Regions from separate parts of the Homo sapiens genome. Here region 1 is linked to region 2. A link is a loop called in an ENCODE intact Hi-C map of the cell type or tissue named here. Cell type or tissue: IMR-90. All regions are shown on one strand. Region 1 overlaps CLASP1 (cytoplasmic linker associated protein 1). Region 2 overlaps CLASP1 (cytoplasmic linker associated protein 1).

The links. Hi-C counts contacts between places; a loop is a spot of excess contacts. Peaks named below come from ENCODE experiments on the same cell type or tissue, not always from the same donor. Only the 100,000 strongest peaks of a DNase experiment are listed, where the experiment ranks them.
Region 1: a loop joins it to region 2, with 2.2 times the contacts of the local background. A loop is called at or near these places in 2 of 110 quality-filtered maps.

What each region holds. Positions count from the first base shown.
Region 1 is chr2:121,422,643-121,430,642 of GRCh38, forward strand. It overlaps CLASP1 (cytoplasmic linker associated protein 1), which reads right to left. Exons shown (of 41, transcript NM_001395891.1): 20 at 7,431-7,535; 21 at 4,762-4,788; 22 at 2,497-2,664. Among named protein-coding and RNA genes, the nearest start is that of CLASP1-AS1, 100 kb to the right of the region's middle. RefSeq lists an enhancer at 6,841-8,000. In IMR-90, no CTCF peak of the experiment used is centred here; no DNase peak of the experiment used is centred here.
Region 2 is chr2:121,501,879-121,509,878 of GRCh38, forward strand. CLASP1 (cytoplasmic linker associated protein 1) reads right to left here. Exons shown (of 41, transcript NM_001395891.1): 8 at 1,289-1,356. Among named protein-coding and RNA genes, the nearest start is that of CLASP1-AS1, 24 kb to the right of the region's middle. In IMR-90, no CTCF peak of the experiment used is centred here; DNase peaks (open chromatin) are centred at 533 and 3,393; H3K27ac peaks cover 413 bases.

The DNA of each region.
Region 1 (8,000 bases), 79 kb before region 2:
ATATTTTGCTTCTTGAATATTTAATAGGAATTACAGGCTGTTCTGCTTAAGAAAATCTAAATGCCAAAGAAGAGCCTTGGCATCAGTTTTAAAACAAATGAAAAAAGAAAATTTTGTTAAGAAGTATCATTTCAAACAAAAAGAGGCATAGTTGAACCAAACACGATTTGTAGATAACTACGATTAATTCTCAGTGCAAATTCCAAACCTAGTTTAGCTATCATTAAAACTGTTGAATTTGTTGGTTTGGGAATTATAGAAAATATTCCTAAAAGATGTTCCTCCTCTTTTTTTCAACAATTATATTGAAAACTGCTATACAATGAGTCAAATGTTAAGAAACACAGGCATATATCCAGTATATACTAAATGATAATAGTAATATATAATCTATTACTGAATAATGCTATTATGTCTGCCACCCTATTAAATGCAATCTCTAAGCAATACCACAGGAAAAAAATGAAAATACATTTTATTCATATAGATTTCTTTATATGCATATATTCTCGCAATGTGTGGAAATTTAAAGAAAATATCTTCTTTAATATAAACTATATGTATGACCTCAAAGCTCTACACGTAACTGATCCCTTTAATTAGCATCAAGGAAATAACTTTCTTCAAATAATATTTCAAATAACTCTTTGGAAGGGAACAGGCTTAAGTTCCTACTGATGCTCCATAATAACTGTTTTAAAAACATATAAAATATTGTCTTTTCAACTACACACAACACAAACTTCCTAGTTAAAACCATGGAACACATTAGAATTATGTTAGATAAATGAAGTTGGGTTATTTCCCAATTTCAAGAAGAAGATTAAAATGGCATCTTTAATAATATAAAAGGAAAAAAAATCTCAAAACAGAAAAGAATCTTTAAATGTATAAAACTAACATGGATTGCAAACAGACATCCTATAAACTTAAACAATTAACTATGGAAAAAGACAGCTAAAACATAACACCTAGATTTAAAATCAAATGCATTTTCCAAACACAAATATGTTACAGCATCAGACATAAAATTCAGATATTCCAGCTGTGACCTTTTCTATGATTGTATCCACATCAACACCCAAATAACTTGTCAGCTAAGAGACCACACTACGCAATGCCAATAAAAAGTTGGCATCATAGAGATTTACTAAAACCAAGAAATACTTTCTACTTGCTTTGGAAATAGGATTTCAAATCAAATCTTATCCATTCTTAAATATCTTCTCCTGCCTTCTCGTAGCTAAGGTGGGCTTCAAAGACTTTCATGAGCTGGACTCTACCAGTCTCTGCCCCCAACTCCCACCCACTCTGACTTCCTTTACAGCAGCCAAATGAATTACATGTGGCTGCCTCTTGCCTGACTGCTTCTGCAGATGCTTCTCTCTCCTCTAGAAACCTTTCCCCTCATCTCCCCACCCGGACCAATCCCATTTTGTACTTCATGAAAACAGAATCTACTCTGGGCAGCCTCCCCTAGCAAGAAATCTGGGGTGGCCAAGGGTCTAAGATACTCCTTTTTTAGGTCATAGTTTTGATTATGTGAAGCACCCTGTCATAGTATTCGTCATACTGTGTTACATTTCCACCTCTCCCCAATAGATATCAAGCTTTTTGAAGTCAGAATCTAAATCTATCTCATGTATCTTCTAATTCTCAGGTCTAACAAAGTGCCTGGTACATCACAGTAAACACTGTTGATGAGATAAATGAATAAATGAGAAAGATAAGCCAACACAATTTAAGAATACAGTAGTCTGATTTTATATTAATACATTTTACCCTTAGGAAGTAAAGAAGTCATAGAGTATGAATTTAGATTTTTTGTATTATATCACAAAGACTTCTAAATTTTATATTTAAAAAGTTAGCGTATGAATTAGATTTTAAATGGAACAAAAGGTATTTAAGCGGCTGACAGTAATTCACATGATTCTACACACTATTACAAAGAAACTAAGTAACACAAAACTAAATATTATGTATTGGTTTTAATCAATTCCTAGCTTTCATGCTTAAACAAATCTATGTCAAAAGTAACTATGCATATTTTTTCACCATAAGTTTCACCAATTAGATTAGAGAAGATCAGAATTAAAATAAATGTGGACCCTAAATGCTGTTTTTGAAAAATTCATATAGGTTAATGTCTACTTAGTGCTAATCAGTAAAAGGAAAATGAAAAGCAACACTGCTTCTAATTGTGGGGGAAACACCCTGCTATTTCCCCAATTCCAGTGCTTTGTACAATGACTGCAAAACACAAAAGCCTACAATGACATAATTCCTTCCCATCAATTTGAAGGGTTAAGTCCCATATATTTTTCTAACTGAAACCTCAATATGCCATAATCTGTATAAAGCACACCCAGGCAAAGTGACATCCTCAGTTCAAAAAATAGATCTATATTTCCTACATTAGACATAGTCATTAGATTATAATCAAAACTATGACCAAGCTGGGAATGGTATTCCAAGATCTTTGAGAATCCTTACCTAATCCTATTCGGTTTGGACTTGTTTCCCGGCTACATCCCTGGCTCCTGGGAATCTTGCTTCGCTTTTCTGAAGACGGTGTCACAGGTGGGCCTCGTGAGGAGCCCCCAGTAAGTCCACCATAACCACTTCCCAACAATTTTCCTGGGGAACTTGACCGGCTGCCAGCTAAAAGTGAAGCAAAATGACAATGAATAATAGATGTAAATGTAGGAATGAACTATAATACTTTCAAAAGCCAGATTTTACACATTAATTTGGCTAAAATACACAATTTTATATAAAAATAAATTTTTATTTGGTGGTAGTAATTTTTTTAAATGTAGGAGCATAAAAGACAATTGAATATCATAAAAGAATATACTTAGAAGAATTACTGGTGGAATAGCCTCCTTATTCCACAGTAAATAACTACAAATGTCACAAAGGTGTTTATTCTTATTTTGTTTTTTTAATTCTGTAAGAGCTGATTATGTTAAAAATTTTAGGTGTCACTGCTAGAAGAGCAGAAGTAGAACTATAACAATTTTCTTAGCATTAGCTACAGAAAATGAATCCAAGAAAACTCTATTAATCTGACAAATGATATAAAAGGGAGTAGGGGGATAAAATAACCAGAAACCTGGTAAATAAAAATCACAAAATAAGATAGAAGCTCAAACATATTAGTTAATCATAATAAATGTGGCTGGATTAAATTCATCGATTTAAAAGAGATTAAAACAAGCCTGGGCTGGTAGCTCATGTCTGTAGTCCCAGCACTTTGGGAGGCCAAGGTGGGAGGAGTTTGAGCCCAGGAGTTTGAGACTAGTGTGGGCAACAACAGGGAGACCCCACTTCTCCAAAAATTGTAAAAATTTGTCAGGCATGGTGGTACATGCCTCTAGTCCCAGCTACCCGGGAGACTGAGGTGGGAGGATCACTTGAGCCCAGGAGGTCAAGGCTGAAGTGAGCCATGATCACACCACTGCACTTCAGACCTGGCAACAGAGCAAGACCCTGTCTCTTAAAAAAGAACAAAAAAGAAAAGAAAAGAAAATGCAAAGTAAAATAAAATGAAATTCAGCTGTCTGGTATTTTTAAAAGTCAAACAATACACCACAAACAAAAACAAATAGAATAAAACACAGCATTTAAAAAAGACAAAGAAGGATATTTAATATTTATGAAAGAATAATTGTCCATGAAGATCTAATAATCACAAACCTTTATGCTCCAAACAACATAGTTTTGAAATATAAAACTAAAAAATGATAAAAGTACAGGAAGAAATGGAAAAAGCCATACTTACCGAAAGACCTCACGGAAAGACTAATAATATTGAGAAACTATATACCTCACAGAAATTGACAGAGCAGTCAAAATTGTGTCTGTGTGTGTATATGTATGTATAAAAACACACACTTCCCACATACACATATATATCCCAACAGATAGAACACATATTCTTTTTACCTTTCCACACATGAATATTAAAAATAAAAATTGTGTATTAAGCCTCAAAGTAAATCTCAAAAAAAAATCTACAACAGTAGAAATAACATGGACCACATTCTCTGAGAAGTATGCAATAAAACTGGAAATTAAAAACAAATAATATGGCTGATAATTTTTATTAATAGGTAAGTAGCTAGATACATATATTACTATTTCTTGTGGGACCTAATTCTCTCTCAGAGGAAACAACAAAATTTTAAGCATCACACCAATACACTCAAATGGCAATCATTTGCATTGACAGATTACCTCCCTAAGTAGAGAAGGCAATACATTCTAAAATATAAAGTATACATTTACTATGTACTAGAATAGAATGACCCAGAGGAAGAAAGCATTTGAAGCAACACTTACCTGTAAATTTATATGTGTGTTTATTTTAAATATATATTATTTAAAAATACATATTATATAAATCAAAACCACCATCATTCAAATGAACCACGTAGGTGAATACTCACAAAAATTAATAGTTTATAATGATTTAACTAAAAATTGAAGTGAAAAATCATTATAAAAACCAATGAAGAATTTGTCTCAGGACCTATTAATTTTACCCATAAAATTTGAGCTATATAAACTATTAAACTATGTATAAAGGGGAAAGAAATCCATTTCAAACTCTAGAATTTGAACACAAAGAAAAACGCAGAAAGATTAACTAAGCTTACAATAAAGAGAGAAATTAATATTGTGCAAGGAACATGGGGTCGGGGAGAATGCCAACAACAACAACAACAAAAAAAGGCAAGAAGAGAAATGGCTTACCACCAGCAGGATTAGCAGATCTGGATCCTTGATTATGAGAGCAGACCAAAGGACAGGCAAAAAGTGGATTAAAAGACAATAACACAATACAGAAGGTCAGCATGCAACACAACACAAAGGTCTTTGTTCACAAATACATTAGCAAAACAGCTATATTTCCTAGGACTTGTTCCTCCTATTTTTGTACTTATGTTTATCTTTGTCATTCTACATTAGCATTTATTTCAGATCTGTTCATAAAACACTTTCAAACCTACAATGTGCCAGGCTCACATCTGCTTTCTAGCTTTAAGCAACCTGAGGGAAGTGATTGTAACTTACTCATCTCTGTATCACTACCATCTTCAAAAGTGCTTACCACATAGTAAGTGCTCAATAAACATCAACTAACTGAAAGAAACTGCTGTTAACTAGTTTCACCTGTCCTGACTTCCCATAAACCTCAAATATTTAAAATATGCCAATTATTAAGGGCCCTAAATCTAATATTAATGAAGCCTACTTAGTATTAAATCAGGACTATGAATACTAGTATATCTACATTTGTGATATATACACTTAGATTTACCACTTATTAAAATAATTTTTTAAATATTTAATTTATATGCATAAGCTTAAGGTATAGGCTTGATCACTGGCTAGTGTGGTCACTCTTCCTGAGTACGATTTGGTGAGTGAAGTAAAACTAAGGAATTTTAAAAGGGGAGCCCCAAGGCTAGGTACAGTATTTTTATAAGACTGAAAAATTAAAGCTCTATTATCACCCTAATCACTATTAGAGAAAGAACTGTAATCTTCACCACCTGCCAAGGTAACCTACACATTCCTAAAACCTGCAATATAGGAGAGAAAATTACAGCATTGACCTAGCTGGGGCAGGGAACCCCAAAGACCCCAGTGTTGATAAACAGCATTAGAAAGAAATATGTAAAATACTGTTCAACCCTCAACCCCCACAGAGGGAAGCAACACTGCAAAATTACATGCTTAGGCATTTTTTATTTGGCTTAATTTCATTATATTGACCTAGATTCTGAGATTTGAACACTTTTTGTCAAGAATTCCTTTGCAGTAAAATTTGACCCATATGTATGAGTCAAATATCCTTTTGTGTCTCCAGGCATCACTAGGGTTCAACAGAATAACCAGAGCCAAGAAGTTGTTCCCACGACAGACACTTCTGGGCTACACCTGCACCCTGGATCTGAATGAAAATCCAGTTTAAGTTCTACACTAAGGAGGGCATTCTTGGTCTTAACGGACTCAATCTATCCTGAACTGCATCCCTCATCATGTAAATCCATTCCTAGCCTTCTTTCCTAAACCTACTGAAGTAGACAGGGATCAAGGAGGCTCAACTTCAGCTAGGATGGAAGTCTGCTGATCTGAAACAACTATGACTATAAAGCTTGCGTCCATTTAACTATTACATGTTAGGCTCCTAATGCTCATTAAATCCTCATTAAAACCCCATGAGGGTGGGAACTGTTATCACTCAATTTACAGACAACGAAACAATGGCTCACAAAGGTTAAAAGACTCACCCAACATCACACTGGAGCCAGGATGCAAACCCAGTTTTGTCTGACACTGAAACCCATGCTTGTAGTGTATCACACTACACAATACAACCTAGGCCACAGGAAGGTTCTGTAGCCTCACCAAAGGCAGCACTATAACTGATCTTCTGCTTTCTTTGCAGAAATTATATAACATGAGGACTGCAGTTATCAAAGGGAAAAGAATTTAAATTCAGAAGGTGTTGAACAAGGCCATTTTCTATACTAAGGGAGCTCTTAAGGTTTGGTGCAGACTGATCACTCTCTACAACAGACAGACAGTTCCTTGGGCCACAAAGGAGGCAGGCAAATGTCAGCTAGTGAGTGCTGTGCTGTGGGACCGCATGCAGCTCCTGGGGACAGGAAGACTCTTCCTTCCCACGCTCACCTTGCCCAGGAGCACTCTGCTACCCAGCTCTACTCGACATGCATAGAGAGGAGGCGGGCCCCTTAAAAGAGGAGGTGGGCCCCTTAAAGTTTATGTGTGGCTGGAAAGTGAGACACCAAGTGAGGATCTGAAGTGTGACCAGAATAAATTCATTCCAGCTGTGGCTGCTTTCATGGCTAAGGCTAACAAACCAACTGACTTCACATATACAGAGACGCAATCATGGAAGCAGCTAGGCAAAGCAAGAGCCCACATGGCAGGAAGAGAGGTGCGGGCTGCAAATGTTAGAGCACAGAATTAAAGGGGGAGAGCTTTTAATGGATTTACTTATTTACCACTGGAAAGAACATAGCATTAATAGTTTTCTGCCCACGTACTGTTCTAAAATTACATCAGAAGGATTCCTTATCAATGCAAAAATGAGTCACAGAACAGATAAGCTACAATTTGACAGGCTTCAAAGGAGGGCGAAAAACTACATTTTAATGTTTAATGCTTAACAATACAAAATGTAAATCACCTGGACAGGAGACAAATGTATGCCTGAAATGTTTCATTTTTTAAGCTTACCCAACAAACAGTAAGATTACTCACAGTATCTCAGAGCCACAAAAAATGTGTTTTTCCCTCTGAAGTCAATATAGAGATTGTAAAATGTTCAACTGCAGAATGAGCTGTTGAATAAAACTGAGGTAAGCAAGAGCATAAAATATGTTTCTTACGCTGGGACTGTGAAACCACTTTAGCGCGACTGCGGCCCCGGTTATCAGGTGTAGAGGCGACGTTGGTGGCACTCCCAGAGCTTTGCCGTCTTGTGCGGATCCGACCTGGAGGACACAGCAAAAACAGTGTTTCACAACATTTCCAGTAAGTGCCACCTCCTCAAGAAAAGAAGCCATGCCCCAAAAGAGGGGCACTGACCAGCCAACTACATGGGGAGCAACAGCTTCTGTGAGCAGATCCTCCACACGAGGTCTGCCACGTCTCCCTGTGTGTGCATGCGCACATGCGCATATGATCCACGCACAACTGTTCTACGAACACAGGATGAACTCCTGAGATGGAGCCATGGACCTGCAGCTGTTTAGGTTCCAGCTATTTTAGTATGTTATCTCTTCAGACAAGGAAGTGATATCCATTTGAGGACATTTCCCATAATTTTTTCCAGATTAAATTTTCTTTTTTATTGTCTACAAATCTGACAAATTTCCAAAAACAGAAAATATTTACTGTCACTGTAAAAAACAAACTATAGAAAATAAGAGTAATACCAAAAAAAAACCCAAAATAAA
Region 2 (8,000 bases):
TTCGGGGTGCAGTTTTAAAAGTTAATCCAACAGGATTAATGAATTCAGTACTGGTTGTAATCTAAGATACCTAAAAATTCTAAAATAGCTTAGCTATGATACAATGAGGTATCCAGAGTTAGAAAAAGTTTTTCTCAGCAATTAACTTTTTGATATTTTTTCCTTCATACAGGAGTAATTCACTCCTGTCTTTTCCTCTCCTTCTGGAATCACAAGAATTACCCACTAGTTCTCAAATATCATCACAAAGTATAGTGAAAGGAATACAGGAACTGGCAACAATAGACTACAATTGACATCAAAATCATTACTTTATTTATTCAACAATACTTACTGCACACCTATCACAAGCCAGGGACTCTTCAAGGCGTTGAATTTATGCTCATTGAGAAAAAAAATAAAGAACAATAAAGGGAATAAAGTAAAGGTCCTGCTCTCATGAGTAAACACATATTTTTCTAGTGATACATGCAAAGAAAACTCAAACAGGGTGAGGGCACAGAGCGTTCCCTCAGAACCCTGGACATGCTATTCTGGTGGCCTCAGTAATGCAGTGATACTGTATGAAGTGAGATACTGTATGAGGGAGGAGGGATGAGGCCATAATGATACCCACAGGGCAAATACTTCAGGCAGAAGGAATTACAAGCACAGAGGTCCTGAAGCAGGAGATGCTCAGAATGTTCAAAATTAGCAAGGAGGTCAAACGTGGCTAGAGCAAAGAGAAATTTCACAAAGAACGATTCAAATGACATCAGAATGGCGGTGGGTGCCAGATCACGCAAGGCCCAGTGGGCCATGGTGAGTTGGTGAATTGTAGCCTGGGTGTGATGGGAAGTCTTTGGAGGATTAGGAAGAAGATTAACACCACCCGACTTGTATTCTGAAAGGATTACTCTGGTTGCTATATGAAAAACAGACTTTAGGCATGGGGAAACAGTAGAAGAAAAGATACTGTTTAGGAGGGAAACACAAGAGCCCAGGTAAAATACCATGACAGCTTGTGCTAGGAAGACAGCAGCAGTGATGATGAGAGTTCCTGGGATTCAGGACGCAGTTTTAAAAGTAAAGCCAACAGGATTCGCTAATAAATTCAATACAGGTTATGAAAGAAAGTCAGTGATGATTCACTGCATTGTTTCTGGCCTGGAAAACTGGGTGAATGGAGGTTAAGTTTTAAGACTTAGAAACTCTTACTAAATTACCTAATTCAGCTCTTCACATATAACATAAATGATGCGAATGTAAAACTGAAAAAGCAAAAGTAGGGATTGCTTTTTCTACTCACCATTTGCAGATTGTATCATGTTTCCAGATTTCTGGACTTCATCAAATTTTGTAAAAATTACATTCAACCTGTATGAAAGAAAAATGTAAACAAACTATTAACCATCACTGCTCATAGCCAATTATATTAAAATGCTAATGTGAAGTTGATCCCCACTCCCCATCAAAAAAAACAATGGTACAGACCCACCTAGTAACAAAACAGTGACTCAATCAATAACATTAACAATAGCCAACAATAACTGAGCACTTACTATGGGTAAAGAATGGGCCTAGAAGTCTATCTGAAAGATCTCATTTAATCTCCTTGAGGTGACACAGGTGTGGGGTGGAGATTCTAGCCCTGAGAGTAGTAATCCAGAGCCCCTGCTCTCTGACATTACTGACTACTCTACACAAAATGTGTATCTTATGAGAAGTGTGTGTTTCTCCTCTTTCTTTCTTAGCGCAGACTATCAATAACTTGGGATGGAGCTTTTCAAAATGCACTAATAGTACGTTACAAAGGCTTGTGCTTATTGCTGTGATTCATGCTTAATCCAAAAATGCTATAAATGATTTCTCTAGAAACAAATGCTGTGACTGGATAATCTTCAGCTTAAAAAAAAATCTGTATTACATTTATTTTCTATTAATGGATCATTTCACCTTGGCATTTAAATTAAAGCAAAATTCCTTAACCAGTCTAAATATTCCATCCTAGTGACACCAAAAATGAAAGGAAAAGGTGGGAGAATGCAATCATAATTAGTAGAAAAAGTTAAGAAAAAAGAGGCTTTCTTGAGCCGGGCATGGTGGCTCATTACTGTAATCCCAGCACTTTGGGAGGCTGAAGCAGGTGGATCGCCTGAGGTCAGGAGTTTGAGACCAGCCTGGCCAACATAGTGAAATCCCATCTCTACTAAAAATACAAAAAATTAGCTGGGTGTGGTGGTGGGTGCCTGTAATCCCAGCTGCTAGGGAGGCTGAGGCAGGAGAATTGCTTGAACCCGGGAGACAGAGGCTGCAATGAGCCGAGACCGTGCCACTGCACTCCAGCCTGGGCAACAAGAGCGAAACTCCGTCTCAAAAAAAAAAAAAGAAAGAAAAAAGAGGCTTTCTCACAGGTATACTGGAGTAAGTGTTGAGATTCCAAAGCAATGTATCTGTGCATTCAATTTTAGGGACATTTTAAGTGCTTTTTAACACACCATCCTATCCTGCCAGCTCTCATCATTTCAAATATGTTTGCCTTTTCTTCTCAAGCGAATGGAAGCTCCTTAGGGGTAGAGATGTGAGCTACATTCTTTTGGTATTTGTACCAAACACTATGTATGCCATGCAGACACTCACTCAGGAGAGTTACATCACTATGTTAGACAGCTGGAACCTAACTCCTCACTCTGGAAAACTGTAGGTATTCACACAAGCTCTGGTGTTAGTTCATTCATTTGTTCATTCACTCAAAAATACTTGAGTGCCCATTATGTGCCCAACACCGAGCTAGTGAGTTCTTACCCTCTGGAGCTTATGCTCTAAGTAACAGAGAGGACAAAATTACACATCAGCAAATGAGGGGGATGAACCAGCCTGATGCACTGCCTCCCCCCATTCCATAGGAGACACCAACAATCTTTTCAAGCCATCTTTCCACCAAGCCCAGATGTTCCCTCAGAATCCTTCTCAAAACTATTCCAGGCAGCCACTACCCATTCGTTAAAGCTGGCACTGAATAAAACTCCAATTGCCACCTCAGGACCAGATATGAATAAAACTATAACTCACTTTCAAATCCAGCAGTTACTAAAGAACTGGAAAGATGCCTTACATGATTGTGTTTCTTATGATGTTTCCATTATCTTCCCTTTTTAAAAGTAACAAAGATCTCCAATGGCTTGACAAACTCATAAATAATATCATGACACCGGTTGCCAGGGCATGCCCTCACTAAGGCACTACTTGATTGTGTCACAACCACACCCTCTGATGTGAGCATGTCTGCAAGTCTGCAAGTTAGAGCCAAGGTATACCTCTAGTCTGGCTGTTCCTGAAATTACTGGAAGAAGGCAAGTATTTCTTTCATTCCTGGGAGAGTATTCACCATTCTAAATGGTAATTGTGTACGAGTCTGCAGATTCTTTCTCAGTGGTGAGGCATTCTCACTGTGGTCACATTACCCACGACCTGGCAAGCCTGAACAACTAGGTATGAGAACACTATAAACATAACTATTACTAGTATGTCCACCTTAATTCAGAATTCCCTCCGCTTTTACTCTCCTGCCTCACTAGCTCCCTCATTCTCTGCTCATTAATGCTGCTACAACAGCTCCTATCAAGGTTACCACCTAAAGAGACAGTCTAACACCAACAAAGCATCCTTAGGAATGAAAGGACTGGTTTTTGTTTGCTAGCTCTGAGCACAAAAATATAAAATGTCTCTCTTGGGACCTACTGATTCACACAAATCTAAAAGGATGAGTTTTATATATTCAAAGACATTGAATACATAACTAATGATTACCCTCTGAGGCCACTAAATTGTTTTATTTTAAATCTCTGGATTTCCATTTAAAATAAATTTCTTTACTGGTTTGACAACCACCATCTTCCTCTATTTTTTCTGAATTTAAATTTCCATATTAAACTCTTCAATCCAATTAGAATTTATTTTACTATAAGATTTAGTTCAAATTAGTTCCTTCCTAGAAAATTTTATATATAAATTTTAAATAATTTCCTGGAAGCAAATACTTAATCACGGCAATCTCAGTCAATAAGCTGCATCCATATACTCAGAGCTTCTAGCATGAAAAAGAGAAATCAACATAAACACATACTTAAAAATCCAAACTTGGAGGACAGAAGAGATTTTAAAGAGAAAGAAAAAGTTTTTTTAAAAATGTCATTAGTGCTTCCAAAGAGATAAGAGAAAATATTGTGATCATAAAACAGGAGAGTAGCACTTTAAAATGGCAGAATAAGGACCCTTGAAAATCTGCTTCAAAGAAGCAAAGAAAACATTGGCAAAAACCGTCCAAATCAACTTATCATCATGGCAAGTGTGAAAACCAGCAGCCTGGCAGCCACTAGAAAGAGCTGAAGTTCCCAAGTCTGGAGCTCCCTAAAAGTCCCCATTCCCAAAGAACTATCATTCCACCTATCTGGCACATCCCTGCAAGCCCAGTTGCAGGGCTTGTCTTTATCTGACCTGACTTAGAGCTTGTTCAATGTTAGAGGCCTTTTCCCTGAGGCGATGATCAAAACTAACCAGTGACAACTGTTCAACATGGCGGATACCCAAGACAGAAATAACAACTGGGGCAAAGAAGCTGACCAAAAATAGGAAAAAAAAAAGGTGGGGGGAAGGAGGGGTAGAAATTGAGATGTCCACAGCAAACTTTGAAAACACTGACATACTCCTGGGAACCTGGGAGGTCACGTATATGTGCAAGGCTGTGCACATGCACAGGCCCAGGAAAGACCCCTGAAGCCTCTAATGTCCCCACTGGCTGACTTTGACACTCTGAACAAGCAGGAAGTAAAAAGGAAGACAGAGGTGCAAAACACCTTTCAGAGCACTGAAAGCATGCCCCCAAAACACAGAGCCAGTCAGTAGAGGCTGGGAGACTTACTGGTTCAACATGTTTAAGGAAATCTCTGTTCAATCATTAGCTCACCGCTAAGCTAACCAACCAGAGAATTCAGTGGCAACATATAACAAAGAACAAAGACTTTAAGGAATTCTTTCAGGAAAGTCACTAGAACAAAATAAGCAACAAAAACAATAAAAAGCAACAACAAAAAATCTGGGGAGGGGAAAGAATATGATTTCCTGAGTTGCCACAATATATTATTTCAAGTGTCCAGTTTCAACAACAAATGATGAGACAAAGAAACAAGAAAATATGGCCCATACAAAGGAAATAAAAATCAGTCAACAAAAACTATTTTTAAGGACACCTATACATTGCCTTAACTCAATGAAGACTTCAAGTCAACTAATATAAATATGTCGAAAGATCTAAAGAAAACTATTTCTGAAGAATTAAAGTGTAAGAACAATGTCTCACCAAATAGAGAAAAACAACAAACAGAAAGAATATATTTAAAAGAACCATACAGAAATTCTGGAGATGAAAAATACAATAACTGAAATTAAAAATTCACCAGGAGGAGTTCAACAGATTTGAGCTGAGACAAGAAGGAATCAACAAATTTGAAGATCAGTCAAATGATACCATATCCTACCTAAGTAACAGAAACAAACAAAAACAATGAACAGAGTCTAAGAGATCATCTTACAAAACCAATGTACCAACATAGTCACATAACAGAAGTCCCAGGAAAACAGAAAAAAGAAAAGGAGATACGGTACTTTTCAAAGGACTTTTTGGGTCAGATACTTTGCCCTAGTTGTTATCGTTGCCTCAGGCATCTACCACGTTGAAAAATTATCAAAAAAAGATATATGAAGAATAATGGCTAAAAACTTCACAAATTTGATATAAAACAATCTATATATTTAACAAGCTACTCCAAACAGGATAAACTTAAAGAGATCCAAATCTAGACACAATAACCAAACTGTCACAAGAGAAGACAAAGAGAAAATCTTCAAAGCAACAATGGAGAACCCACTCATTGTGCACAAGGGATCCTCAAAAAGGTCAATATCTGATTTCTCATGAGAAACCATGAAAGCCAGAGTGGAGCAGGGTGGGAATAGATAATATATTCAAAGTTCTGAAATTAAAAAAGACAATCAACCAAGAATTCTGTATGTAACAAAACTATTCACCAAAAACAAAAGAGAACTTAAGATATTACCAGATAAATGAAAAACAACAGTCCTTTGGGTTGAAATGAAAGGACACTGTACAACAGCTCAAATCCACATGAAGAAATAAAAAAAAAAGTAAAAATAACTACATAGGTAAATATAAAATATAGTATAAAAGTATTTTTTGTTCTTAGCTCTTTTCTTGTCCTACATAACTTAAAAAGAAACTGCATAAAGCAATAATTATAGAACTATATGCACTGGTGGGCTTATAATGTATAAAGATGTAATTTGCATGACAATAGCAAAAAAAGAAGAAAACAGAGCTAAGTAGAAGTTTTTAATACTGAAATTAAATAGTATCAATTTAAACTAGACTGTTTAAAGTTAAGATGTTAATTGCAAGCCCCAGAGCAACTGCGAATAATTCCCCCCAAAAAACTAAAATAAACAGCAAGTTATAGTAGTACACTAGAAAATATCTATTTAACACAAAATAACGCAGTAACAGAGGAACAAAGAAACAAGTCATGACATATAGAACATAAATAGCACACCTGCAGACATAAATTCTACCTTGCCAGTACTACATTAAATATAAATAGATTAAACCAATGGAAAGTTAAAAAAAGTCAGACTGCATAAACAAATAAGACTCAACTTTATAGTGTCTACAAGAGACTCACTGTATTTATTTTTTTTATAAAAGATGGGGTTTCACTAGGTTGCCAAGGCTGAACTAGAGCTTAAGTCATCCTCCTGCCTCAGCTTCCCCAGTAGCTGGAACTGGGGGTACATGCCACCACACCCAGTCTAAGAGACACTTAAGATTCAAAGTCACAAAGTGGTTGAAAAGTAAAGGATGGAAAAAGATATTTCATGCAAACAGTACACAAAAGAGAGCTAGAATGGTTATAGTGATAACAAGTAACACAGACCTTAAGACAAAACTTCTCTCTGTGCACAAAGACAGACATTTTACAATAGTAAAAGAGTCAGTGCTCAGGGGATCATAACAATTATAAACATATATGCACCTAAGAACAGAGCCCAAAATACAGGAAGCAAAAAGTGACAACTGAAGAGAGAAATAGATAATTCAACAGTATTAACTGGAAACTTCAATATGTACATTCCTTAATGGATTTTAAAAACCAGAAAGAGGATCAACCAGAAAATAAGACTTCAATGACACTATAATCCAACTAGAACAAACATCTATAAGACATTCAAACAAACAATATTAGAATACAGATTCTTCTTTTTTAAGACAGGGTCTCTCTCTGTCACCCAAGCTGAAGTGCAGTGGCACGATCCCAGCTCACTGCAACCTCAACCTCCCAAGCTGGAGAGATTCTCCTGCCTCAGCGTCTCATGTAGCTAGGACCACAGGCACACGCTACCACACCCAACTAATTTTTTAATTTTTTTGTAGAAACGGGGTCTCATGTTGCCCAGGCTGGTCTTGCACTCCTGGGCTCAAGCAATCCTTCCGTCTCGGCCTCCCAAAGGGATGGGATTACAGGCATGAGCCACTGGGCCTGCCTTACAGATTCTTTTCAAGTGTACATGGAACATTATCCAGGAGTCCACATGCCAGGCCACAAAAATAAGCCTCAATAAATTTCAAGCCGGGCACGGTGGACCACACCTGTAATCTCAGCACTTGGGGACGCTGAGGCAGGTGGAACACACGAGGGCAGAAGTTTGAGATCATCCTGGCCAATGTGGCAAAACCTCGTCTCTACTAAAATTACAAAAATTAGCCGGGTGTGGTGGTATACATCTGTAATCCCAGCTACTTGGGAGACTGAGGCACAAGAATTGCTTGAACCCAGGAGGCAGAGGTTGCAGTGAGCCAAGACTGTACTACTGCACTCCAGCCTGGACAAAAGAGTGAGACTCTGCCTCAAAAAAATGTTTTTAATTTAAAAAAAAGATTTCAAATGACT